Regions from separate parts of the Homo sapiens genome. Here region 2 is linked to region 1. Evidence: chromatin loops called from intact Hi-C (ENCODE). Cell type or tissue: heart right ventricle. All regions are shown on one strand. Each heading gives the region's core, and the rest is flanking DNA. Links, peaks and the distances in the headings are about the cores only. Region 1 overlaps HLCS (holocarboxylase synthetase). Region 2 overlaps LOC105369308 (a long non-coding RNA gene).

Region 1 (5,250 bases), core at 251-5,250:
GACCTCAGGTGATCTGCCCGCCTTGGCTTCCCAAAGTGCTGGGATTACAGGCGTGAGCCACCGCTCCCGGCCCTAGATATTTTGTTCCTATAATCAAGTTAAGTAACTTGCGGAAGGTCATATGACTGATGAGTGTGGAACATCAGTACCTGGAGAGAGATGATGACTGTCCAGGGTCATTTCCACCGTGGCCTCTCAGCCTGACAACCAAAATTTGAGTAGGCTCTTTGGAATCGTTCTTTTGTTGGCCATGACTTTCCAGATATACAGCTTCAGAGTTTATATGCTATTGATAATTAGAAAAATTCATGTTCAAGTTTTCTCTTGTGGGTTATACTGTGTCCCTTAATTTTCAGAGGAGAGCAAAGCTATGAGCTATCTGGGTGTGATGTGCTCACTTGGAGAAGAAAACTGGTAAAGAAATTTTTTGGCCAGATGTGGTGGCTCATACATGTAATCCCAGCACTTTGGGAGGCTGAGGTGGGAGGATCGTTTGAGCCCAGGAGTTCAAGACCAGCCTGGGCAACATAATGAGATCCTGTCTCTAAATTTAAAAAAAAAAAGAAAAAGAAAAAAGAAACTGTTTTTCTCATTGCCTGTGAGTGCCCTCAGTTTACATAGTGCTATCTTTCCCCTTCAGGTGCACTTAGAACTACCTCCCAGCTCCAACATAGTGCAAACTCCAGAAGATTTTAACTTGCTCAAGTCAAGCAATTTTAGAAGATACGAAGTCCTTAGAGAGATTCTGACAACCCTTGGCCTCAGCTGTGACATGAAACAAGTTCCTGCCTTAACTCCTCTTTACTTGCTGTCAGCTGCGGAGGTGAGTTGTGGGCTCAGCTGGGCAGAGCGCGCTGTGACGTGGCCCTCTTCACAGTGGCGACCCGTTGCTTTAATTGTTTTATTTTGGTTGGTTTTGATTTTCCATTTCTGTTTTGACTTCGGGTTTGGAAATCATCTTCAAGATGTGCAAATATTCATTTTGTTGGGGGAGGATTATATATAAGAGAGGGCCAACTAGTAGAGTTTAGAAAGGTGTTAAGTCTGCAGGTGTGGCCCTTTCCACGTTAGGGGGAAGAGGGTCCCTGTGTCAAGAGTATATTCAGACTGTAACTTTATTCATTTGGGATTGAAAACATTTGTTTTGACTTGAGCCACTTTCAGCAAATCTTTGGAACAATCACATTTGTGCTAATGTCTGCCATCTTGTGGCAACAGCGCTCTGGGTTTCACGTCTGTGAGTCGTGTCTGACAGGAAAATGCCCACGGAGCTGGGAATGTGTTCGGGAATTCTCTTGGCCCATGCCTGCACTTGCTGCCTGTGATTGATACCTGGTTTTGGGCAGGTCGCCAGATTCTCCAGGTGTAGGTTCTTGCTAATCCCCCTGCTTGGCCATACTATCAGTTTCATAGTCATTGTGACAAATTATTTTGTCTATTTCTGTTGTCTTCTCTGAACAGACAAATTTGTGAGTTGAATGACATAACCATGTAGTTTCTGCAAACACCCAATAGTCTAGGTGACTTTAAACACTAAACTTACCTACTTTCTCTTGAAACAAACAAATTATACCTCTCATCCCAACATTTTTTAAAAAGGAGGCACTTTCTTTTGTGTTACACTGTGTCCCTTAGTTTTTGGAGGAGAGCAGAGCTATGAGCTATCTGGGTGTGATGGGCTCACTTGGAGAAGACAGATAGAAAATCTGAGAGCACTGCCAGTCCCCTAGACCTTCTCTGTCGCCTTTTCCTGGGGATGGAGGGCTGGGGCTGGCTACCTTAGCCAGTGCCTGCTCTGAGGCTCCCAGCTGGGGAAGTCCGGGAGTGAGGTGGCCTGGCCTTGCCCTTGGCAGAGCTCCCTGCCCTTTCTCGGAGTTCTGATCATGCTGGTCTTCGGACTTGACCTCCGGACTCTTGGACAGAGTAGTGGATAGGAAGAGTGGCCCTGCCCCAGGTTATTCTCTTGTGAGTGGAAGTTTGGAACTCTTGGCATTTCTGGTGTATTTAGGATGAGTATAACCTGAAATACCCATGTCAGGGCTTTGTATCATGTGTCTGCTTATATTCAAGCACACAACAGATGCTTCACATTTTTGTCCTTCCAGTTTTTTAAACAGCCTGGGGCAGTGGGAGGTGATACTTTTTCACCTGTTCATTGATCAATTGAGGGAGTATTGATTTCCCCTTTCACAAACTTTGGGAATGAAATGCTTGAACATGATTAAAGCAAATATTTGCTCTGTATACACATACATGGACACTCCCTACTAAGCCCCTTATTACATAATAACTTTGGAAAATAATTATTTTCAGAAATGTTCACTTCCCATTGCGGGCCCTCCACTTGGCCTTGTTGATTTTCTTGGATATCTGTGCTGTGGACTACTTTCCTCTCAGCTGCTTATTTCTGACTGAATTCTGCTTTACTTTGGGAGCCCAAGGAATGGAATGAGTACGTGTATGTTGTACATATCCTCATTTCTTAATGTTTATTTTTAGTTTTTGAGGCAGGGTCTTGCTCTGTTGCCCAGGCTGGAGTGTAGTGGTGCAATCATGGCTCACTGCAGCCTCCACCTCCCAAGCTCAAGCGATCCTCCCACCTCAGCCCCCCGAGTAGCTGGGACTACAGGTGTGCATCACCATGCCTGGCTAATTTTTAATACTTTTTGTAGAGACAGGGTTTCGCCATGTTGCCCAGGCTGGTCTTGAACTCCCGAGTTCAAGCAATCTGCCTGCCTTGGCTTTCCAAAGTGTTGGGATTACAGGCATGGCGCTCCCGGCCTCTTAATGTTTATTAACTCTGCTTAGGTGTCCTTGAATCTGCTGTAGAAGGAAATGGCAGAAGTCAAGGTTTTATATGATGTTTTCTTGGAATACAAGTTCTCTAAAGGATTATAGTGCAAATGAATTTGAAGGTGGATATGCACTGCCTGAGGTGGTCTTTCCGGAGGCAGCTGAATTCCTCCTGCATCTAGTCACTGTGCTATGGGTCAGTATTTATAGATCTGGACCACAGAGACTGGGAATGGAATTGGGTTTGTGCTTTGTATTTGGTTTTCTTTCTGGCATCCCTACTTAACAGATCTCAGTCATCCTCACGGAATTAAGTTCCATGGAGAGGATCTTGGCACCCAGTCATCTGCTAAATCCTGCCTGTCCATTTGGCTCATCGCCTGCCTTAGGGATTGGATGCCTGGGCTGGCTTTCTGCTTCCTGTGCCCTGCAAGACACTCTGTTGCTGGGAGTCAAAGATCTCTCACCACAGGGTGTCGCTGCTGAGCTAGGCTGCCTCGCATACAGGACCCTAGAACTATAAAGTTGTTCTTCAGAGATTTAATTTTTTTCTGTCTATATCAGTTTCACATAGTATAATTTTATAGTTTTCCATTATATTGGTGGCACTTTCTTTTGGGTCTGCAGAAATTATTTCAATGTCCCAGTTAATAATATTCATCTTTCATTCAACGTTTACTGTGTCCTAGGTACTATTATAGTATGGGATATGAAAGAACAAAATAAATATGCTAGTTATCTAAATAGTTTTACTGCGTACCAGCTGTGTTTACACAGTTTGGTGCCTTGACACTTGCTCTTTATGACGAATAGCGCAGAAGATTTATGTGCTTCTCCGTTACTGTGATATAACTGGAAAGAATAGTAGCAAGACCCAAAGAGAAAAAACACTCGCCTCAGCGACGGTCAGCCCTTGGCATTTGGGAAGGATGTGCTCGGAGACCTTCATCGACACCCAGACACCATGGTAGCGTGTGATTCCCACTATAAAACCCAGTCATGTGTGGCTCCATCAGTGTCACTGTGCACGATACCAAGAGGAAGCAGGGCTTGGCTGAGATGCAGGCTGTGGGCGGCTGAGCTGGGCTTCCTCCGACCAAGGCTTTCACGTTTAATTGAACCTCCCAGGAGCAGGATTGAAATTTGGGTCTCAGCAAAATGACAAAAAGTTAAACCATAAAACAAACACACAAACACACGTTTACCACACACCTATCTCCGTAGAAAGAAGACTGGGCCAGGTGCAGTGGCTCAAGCCTGTAATCCCAATGCCTTGGGAGGCTGAGGCAGGTGGATCGCTCAAGCCCAGGAATTCGAGACCAGCCTGGGCAACCTGGCAGAATTTCGTATTCTTTACAGAAGATACAAAAATTAGCCAGGCATGGTGGCGCATACCTGTAGTCCTAGCTACTCGGGAGGCTGAGGCAGGAGGATTGCCTGAGCCAGGGAGGTTGAGGCTGTAGTGAGCTATGATTGTGCCACTGCACTCCAGCCTGGGCAACAGAGTGAGACCCTGTCTCAAAAAAAAAAAAAAAAAAAGGAAACAAGACTGGAAGGAAATCTGGTATATATGGGACTTATTTGTGGTGGAGTGCTTAAGGGTGATTTTAATAATCTTTTAAAACTTTCTCTGTATTTTCCAAATTTTCTATAATGATTATATATATAATAAGCCAAATTAGTTATTAGTTATTTTATAATGAGCCAAATTGGTTATTTGTTATGAGTTATTTTATAATGAGCCAAATTAGTTATTAAAAACTAAAAACAAATGACTGCGTGTCATTGGACTTTGAAGGCATCTCACACATGGTCACACTTGAATGTTAAAAGGCAGGGAATCTCATAGGTGTTGATACTTTGGTTAATATTAATATTTGACATATTATTTAGAAAGGGTTCGCTCTGATAGTAAAACACGTGACTCTTGTTCATGGCCTGTGGCAGCTGTGACTTCCAGGGTTAACTGTGAGCTCTGAGTTGGTGTGTGGGGGCCTCCGAGCTGAAGCTGTCCCTTTGCTTCTGTGGGTGGAAGGTACCCCTGGGTGCCCTACCCCTGCTTGGATGTTCCAGTTTCTTGGCAGAGCCCTTTGAACTGTTTCTCCAAGACCATATATATGGGGACCTCTCCATGGCTTCCTCTCTGCAGATGTTGGTGGGTGAGAGACTGATACACCACATGGCTCACTGTGGGGTGTCCGGGGTGCGATCACCTGGTGGCCACCACATCTTCCCGCCACCAGTGGGTGACAGGCAGTCAGCAGCAATACATCTTTACTGTGCTGGGACATGAATGTTTTTGAGAAACACTGATTTTATAGAAGAAACATAATCCTTTCCCTTACAGAACACCAGAAAAAACATAATTCTTTTATATTTTATAGAAACATTTTAATAGATTTTATTTTCTATCGAATCTGATGTTCTAGAGAAAATGTAATTCTTTCCCAGTTGAGA
Region 2 (5,494 bases), core at 237-5,236, 300 kb after region 1:
TGGGCACGCTGATCTCACAGTAACGGCACAGGCTTAAGTGTACTGCATGTATTCTAAAGGAAAGATGCTGTCCCAGCAACTCACCTTGTTTACAAGTTGACCAGTCCTCCCAAGAATGACCCCACATCCCCTGCTAGTTCCCATAATGATACCCTTCCTGACTGTCCTTATTTGAGAAGTCTATAGCTCCCCAGTGTGTGCTCCCTTGCAAGCTAATGCAACTCACTGTGTTTGACAAGTGTGTTCCTGGTGGTCTTGGGCTGGTAGCTTTAACATTTGAAACAATTTAAAATGTGAAGTCTTGCATTGTTGGTTATCTTTGCTTTAGTCTGCCCAAAATATCTATTTGCCAATAGGGATACTTGAATTTGTTACAGAAGCAATCAATGCAAAAGGGTAAGTTTTGGCTTGAGAGAGGCTGCTCCTAATTCCTTTATCTTTGCTCTCTTTGAGCCAGGAGGACTCAGCTTTAAGAAACAGTGAAGCCTTTGAAGAAGGAAGTCTCCCATTTATCCTACTCTAGGAAGGACCTTTACATGCTCCATGCATTCAATGTTTACAATAACAAAAGTGGCTCTGATGTTTCCTGTTGTGCAAGAGAAGGTGAAGTCAAGAGATATTCGGTGACTTGCCCCAGTCCTCCTTCCCAGGAAGTGGCCAAGGGGTCTTTACAGGTTGATGTAAGATTGGCCCTGTGCAGTTCCCAGGAGGTCTGGGGTAAGAGTGGATGGGCCAAGGCCCTGCGGGGCCACATTCTCCTGATGGGACTCGTGTGGCCAGACTCTGCTCCTGTCACTTGGAGACTGTGTAGTGGCCATCTCCACTCATCCTGGGACTGGTGCTATGAAGTTGCCACCAAGAAGGATGTTTCCCTTTTCTTCCTCCCCACACCCACTTCCCCACAGGGTGTGGTGGCAGCAGGTGCCTCTTCTGCATGGCCAGGGTCCCCCATCGCTCACAGCTGTCAGTGTGCACATGCTCAGACCTGCACCATTCCTGTCCAGCCCCTGCAGTTACCACCTGGAATCTTCAGCCAGGACTTGGAGGCTGTGAGGTCAGTCGGGAAGTGGATCAGGAGGCCACCCCCTTCTGTGGCACTTCTGAGATGACAACTTGTTTCACAGTTGGATGGGGGTGGGGAAGGAAAGAGCGGCCCCATTATTCCAGAACATTTTATCCACACAGGCTCAGACACCCTGTGATGAAGAGTCCAAGAACAGCCTGAGATAAGGATGTCATTCTTCTTTCACAGGCCCCACGATGGGTTTATCTTTTGGGACCAAGACATTGGGTCCCTACATGTTTTCCCCTACCCTTCTTAGGAAATAAAATATCAAACAACCCACAGTCCCGGAGCAGTTATTATTCAGATAGTTCCAACCAGAACACCCTCATGAATTCTGTCCAGTTCATGCAGCATTTTGCCTGCATTACTGGGTGAGGAAACAGCTCTCGGCCCCTTTGCTGGATGGTTTGAGAGAGGACAGGAGCATTCAGTCATCCTGGCATCCCAGATCCTCCAGGAGCTTGTTATCATTTAGGGACAGCCTGCATCTGAGAGAAGGTTTGGCAGGACTGCTGTCAGCCTGACTGCTGGCTTCTTTGAACCATCAGTTCCGGGAGAAGCAGGGGCCACTTTTCTTGTAAGTTCCTGGCGCTCAGACATAATAAGCATCAGTTAGCAGCTCTTCACCCCTCACCAATGTTAGTGCTGGCTACTGAGTCTTCAGAGCTGTGAGGGCACGGAGTTTATAATCCAGAGAAGTCACCCTGCCAGCACGTTTCCCACCTGGAATGGGAGGCAGAGGGTGGGGGAAGAAGGCAGCATTGGAAAAAACACCCACAAGTCCTGTAGACCTGATCTCCCTTTCAGGGTTAGGATGTGGCTTTTTTCAGACTTACAGGAAAAGACAGACTGTTGGCAGGTTAATCCAGATCATCAAAGGAGGGACAGGCCCAGTGGTTCACTCCTGTAATCTCAGCACTTTGGGAGGCCACGATGGGCAGATTGCTTGAGGCCAGGAGTTCAAGAACAGCCTGGGCAATATGGTAAAACCCCATATCTACAAAAAATACAGAAATTAGCCAGGCATGGTGGCATGCACCTGTAGTCCCCGCTACACGGGCGGCTGAGGTGGGGGAATCACCTGAGCCCGGGAGGTTGAGGCTGCAGGGCGCAGTGATTACACCACCATACTCCAGCGCAGGTGGAGTGAGACTCTGTCTCAAAAAAAAAAAAACAAAACACTAAAGGATAAAACCCCAAACTGGTCTGTCTATGATATAGACAGATAGGTTATTTTTATTCCAGGGTATGGTAAAAAGTGCAACTCTCCTAAGCTGCCCTTATCTGTGGCAGCAAAAAGCCAAACATTCGCCTTCTTGTTAATGGGTTTTCACAACTCAAACACTCAACGTAGGTCAATTTTGAATGTCAGGTGCTCAACCACCCCGCTTTTTTCCATCTTCTCCAAGAACTGTGATGGAGACCAAATAAGTCTTCTCAGTTCTTTGGTCAGCCTATCCTCCAAGCTGGCCCTGTATCTGCTGAGGGCTGGCTGCAGACCTGTTCTCCAACCTGAATATGTAGGCACTAAGGGTGTGGCTTCTGAACCACACTGCTCTCAAAGGATGGCTGTTGTTCATCCAAGTGGAAGGGGTGGTCTGAGAGATGTTTAGACACTGACGTGTCTCGGGCATTTCAATAGCTATGGGGGCCATACTAGCTGCAGTCCCACTTCTCAGTGGCCAGGGGTTGAAGGCAAGAGTCAGAGACTTTTCCCCCCAGCTTCCAGCAGCTCCCAGATTCTTGCCTGCAACTGAATCATATACGTGAGCGTACTGAAAAGATGTTTCCCCCATAGACAGCTGGCCCCAAACGCCAGAAATTTCCGAAAATAGAGTCATCCAGACCAGCTGCTCAGAGGCGTCAATAAATTGCAAAACAGGTTGGTAGCGGAGATGGTGTGATTCTAGCCTAATCCCTGGGAGGCTGTCACATCCCCGGACATCCGGAATCCTTCCAGGGCTGGATGGGAAAGCTGGGGTCACCTCACCTGTCTGCAGGGTTAATCCAGTCCGGTGCCACCGCCTGAAGCGGATCAGGCGCCCCCTGGTGGATGCTTTTCAATATTCCCCTTAGGAAAGGCGAGCTCATGCGACCCTAGGAATGGTTGGTTCCACAAGGTTGTAATAGGCTTCAGAAAAAGGGGAGACATTGAGATCATCTAAGACATATCTCTGGTTTCAAAGATAAGGAAAGGGGGGCCAAGAGGATAAGCTCCATCCCCATGGCTGTAGAGCTACTAAGGGCGGAGCAGGGATTAGACTCGGCCAGTCCAATGGTACCCCAGGACCATCTAACATCACAAGGGACTTGGTCTTTCTACCTCGCCATGTCTTTAACTGGAAAAATCTCAAATCGGGTGGGATGAATTGTAACCTTTTTCTAACTCCTGTGTGCAGCTGGCAATAGGTTAGCTATTTGGCGGAAACCAAATAACTAGAGGAAACTCTCATATTTTAGTGACATTTTGAAAGACTTCTGCTTTAGCAAGCTGTGTATCTCCCAGCAACTGTTTTTCTTTTAAATCAGTGACAGCTTGGAGTTTCTAACTAGGAATTTAAAAAAATATATATTCTGGAGGAGGGGTGAGTGAGAATGTATTCTTATTTTCTTTCTTTTTTTTTTTTTTTTTTGTCATCCATGCTGGAGTGCAGTGGCATGATCATAGCTCACTGCAGCCTCCAACTCCTGGCCTCAAGTGATCCTCCCATTTCAGCCTCTGGAGTGGCTGGGATCATAGGCTCATGCTACCACACCTGGCTAAGTTTCAAATTTTTTTATAGAGACACGGTCTCACTATGTTGCCCAGGCTGATCTCAAACTCCTGGGCTCAAGTCATCTTCCCGCCTCAGCCTTCCTAAGTGCTAGAATTACAGGTGAGAGCCAAGGTGCCTGGCCCAGAAACTATTTCTTACAGAAAATAGGGCTACCTGTCCCCTCATTTCCCAAGATTGAGTGGGGAAGTTGCTGCTTTCTTTCTTTCTTTTTCTTTTTCTTTTTTTTTTTTTTTTGAGATGGAGTCTCGCTCTGTCACCCAGGCTGGAGTGCAGTGGCGCGATCTCCGCTCACTGCAAGCTCTGCCTCCCGGAGTTCATGCCATTCTCCTGCCTCAGCCTCCCGAGTAGCTGGAACTGCAGGTGCCCGCTACCATGCCCGGCTAATTTTTTGTGTTTTTAGTTAGAGAAGGGGTTTCCCCGTGTTAGCCAGGATGGTCTCGATCTCCTGACCTCCTGACCACCCACCTCGGCCTTCCAAAGTGCTGGGATTACAGGCATGAGCCACCGCGCCTGGCCACTTAATCATTTTTAAGGGCATTTCTCTCCTGGCATTATGTTAAAAATTTTTTTTTTGTTGGACCATCTACTGGGCTCCCTGGGTGACAAAACGAGGGGCACCCTTGATAACGAAACGACGTCAGTTCCAATGCAGAAGCTTCTTAATCATCTTCATCTAGACGCTTCTTGTAATGACCTCAGTGAAATCAAAGGACATAACCATCAACATGAACATGTTGAAAAAACTCTAGGACCCAAATAATACAGTCCAGGACCCAAATAATACATTCCAAATAATACAGCCTTCCTTGTAGGCAAGCATCATGAAGGGATGGAACATAAATCCACTTAGGATGGAAACCATCGCAGGGCATGGTTAGCAGATGGTGGGGAAGTCTGAGCTGCACAAAGCCTTCCTCAGGAGCGTAGCTTCAGAAGCTTGACGCACATCACGTGTGGATGCTTCAAAAGCTTGCATCACAGGCTGGTCCTAGTGGATGCTCACAGGGTCATTGTCTCTCTGCTGTTTTTTGGGGACAACCCTCATTTAGGGACAGAGTGCACAGCAATTAGCCTGTTCTTAAGCACTCGGGATGCCTGAATCTTTATTGCCTATATGCATTAACTAGCGAAAGTTGCAGTTTTTATTAAACTCAGCCCTGGCAGACGCCTGTTTAGTGTGAGTTAGAAAGCCAGGCTCAACTCAGAGGATAATGCAACCCACATGTTGAATGGCGTGCTTCACTGACTTACAGAAATATCTCAGGTAGCAAGTATTTTCTTACTGCCCTGTTAGAAAAACATGCGCCCAGCTCACACTGTTTGCTTTTTGCACCCTTTGCCGTTACAAAAATATAATGGATGTGCAGAGGTAGGAGAGTAGGTGACGCCCTGGCGTGGCTTTGGGGAGTCGTGTTTGCTGGCAGAGCAGAGCAGATGCTGCGGCAATGATAATATTCCGGAATGTATTTCAGGGTGTTTGTTGTGATAGCCAGTAAATCAGCGAAGGGACGAATTGACTCTATGGTCGACTTCCCCTCAAGCAGAGAAGAGGCAAGTGGCTTTTGCTTGTTACTTTTAGTTCACCTTGAAGTCCTGGCCCATGAAGTCCAATTTCAGATGGATGCCTGCAGGAGTGAGGAGGCTCTGTGGG

Evidence for each region. Hi-C counts contacts between places; a loop is a spot of excess contacts. Peaks named below come from ENCODE experiments on the same cell type or tissue, not always from the same donor. Only the 100,000 strongest peaks of a DNase experiment are listed, where the experiment ranks them.
Region 2: a loop joins it to region 1, with 4 times the contacts of the local background. A loop is called at or near these places in 65 of 110 quality-filtered maps.

The regions. Positions count from the first base shown.
Region 1 is chr21:36,925,824-36,931,073 of GRCh38, reverse strand. HLCS (holocarboxylase synthetase) reads left to right here. Exons shown (of 11, transcript NM_001352514.2): 5 at 641-823. Among named protein-coding and RNA genes, the nearest start is that of HLCS-AS1, 38 kb to the left of the region's middle. RefSeq lists a silencer at 3,129-3,321. In heart right ventricle, for the core only: CTCF peaks have their summits at 3,068 and 3,267 (motif pointing right); a DNase peak (open chromatin) is centred at 3,253.
Region 2 is chr21:36,628,534-36,634,027 of GRCh38, reverse strand. LOC105369308 (a long non-coding RNA gene) reads left to right here. Exons shown (of 3, transcript NR_188246.1): 3 at 458-1,347. Among named protein-coding and RNA genes, the nearest start is that of SIM2, 68 kb to the left of the region's middle. In heart right ventricle, for the core only: a CTCF peak has its summit at 3,125 (motif pointing left); a DNase peak (open chromatin) is centred at 3,107; H3K27me3 peaks cover 2,604 bases.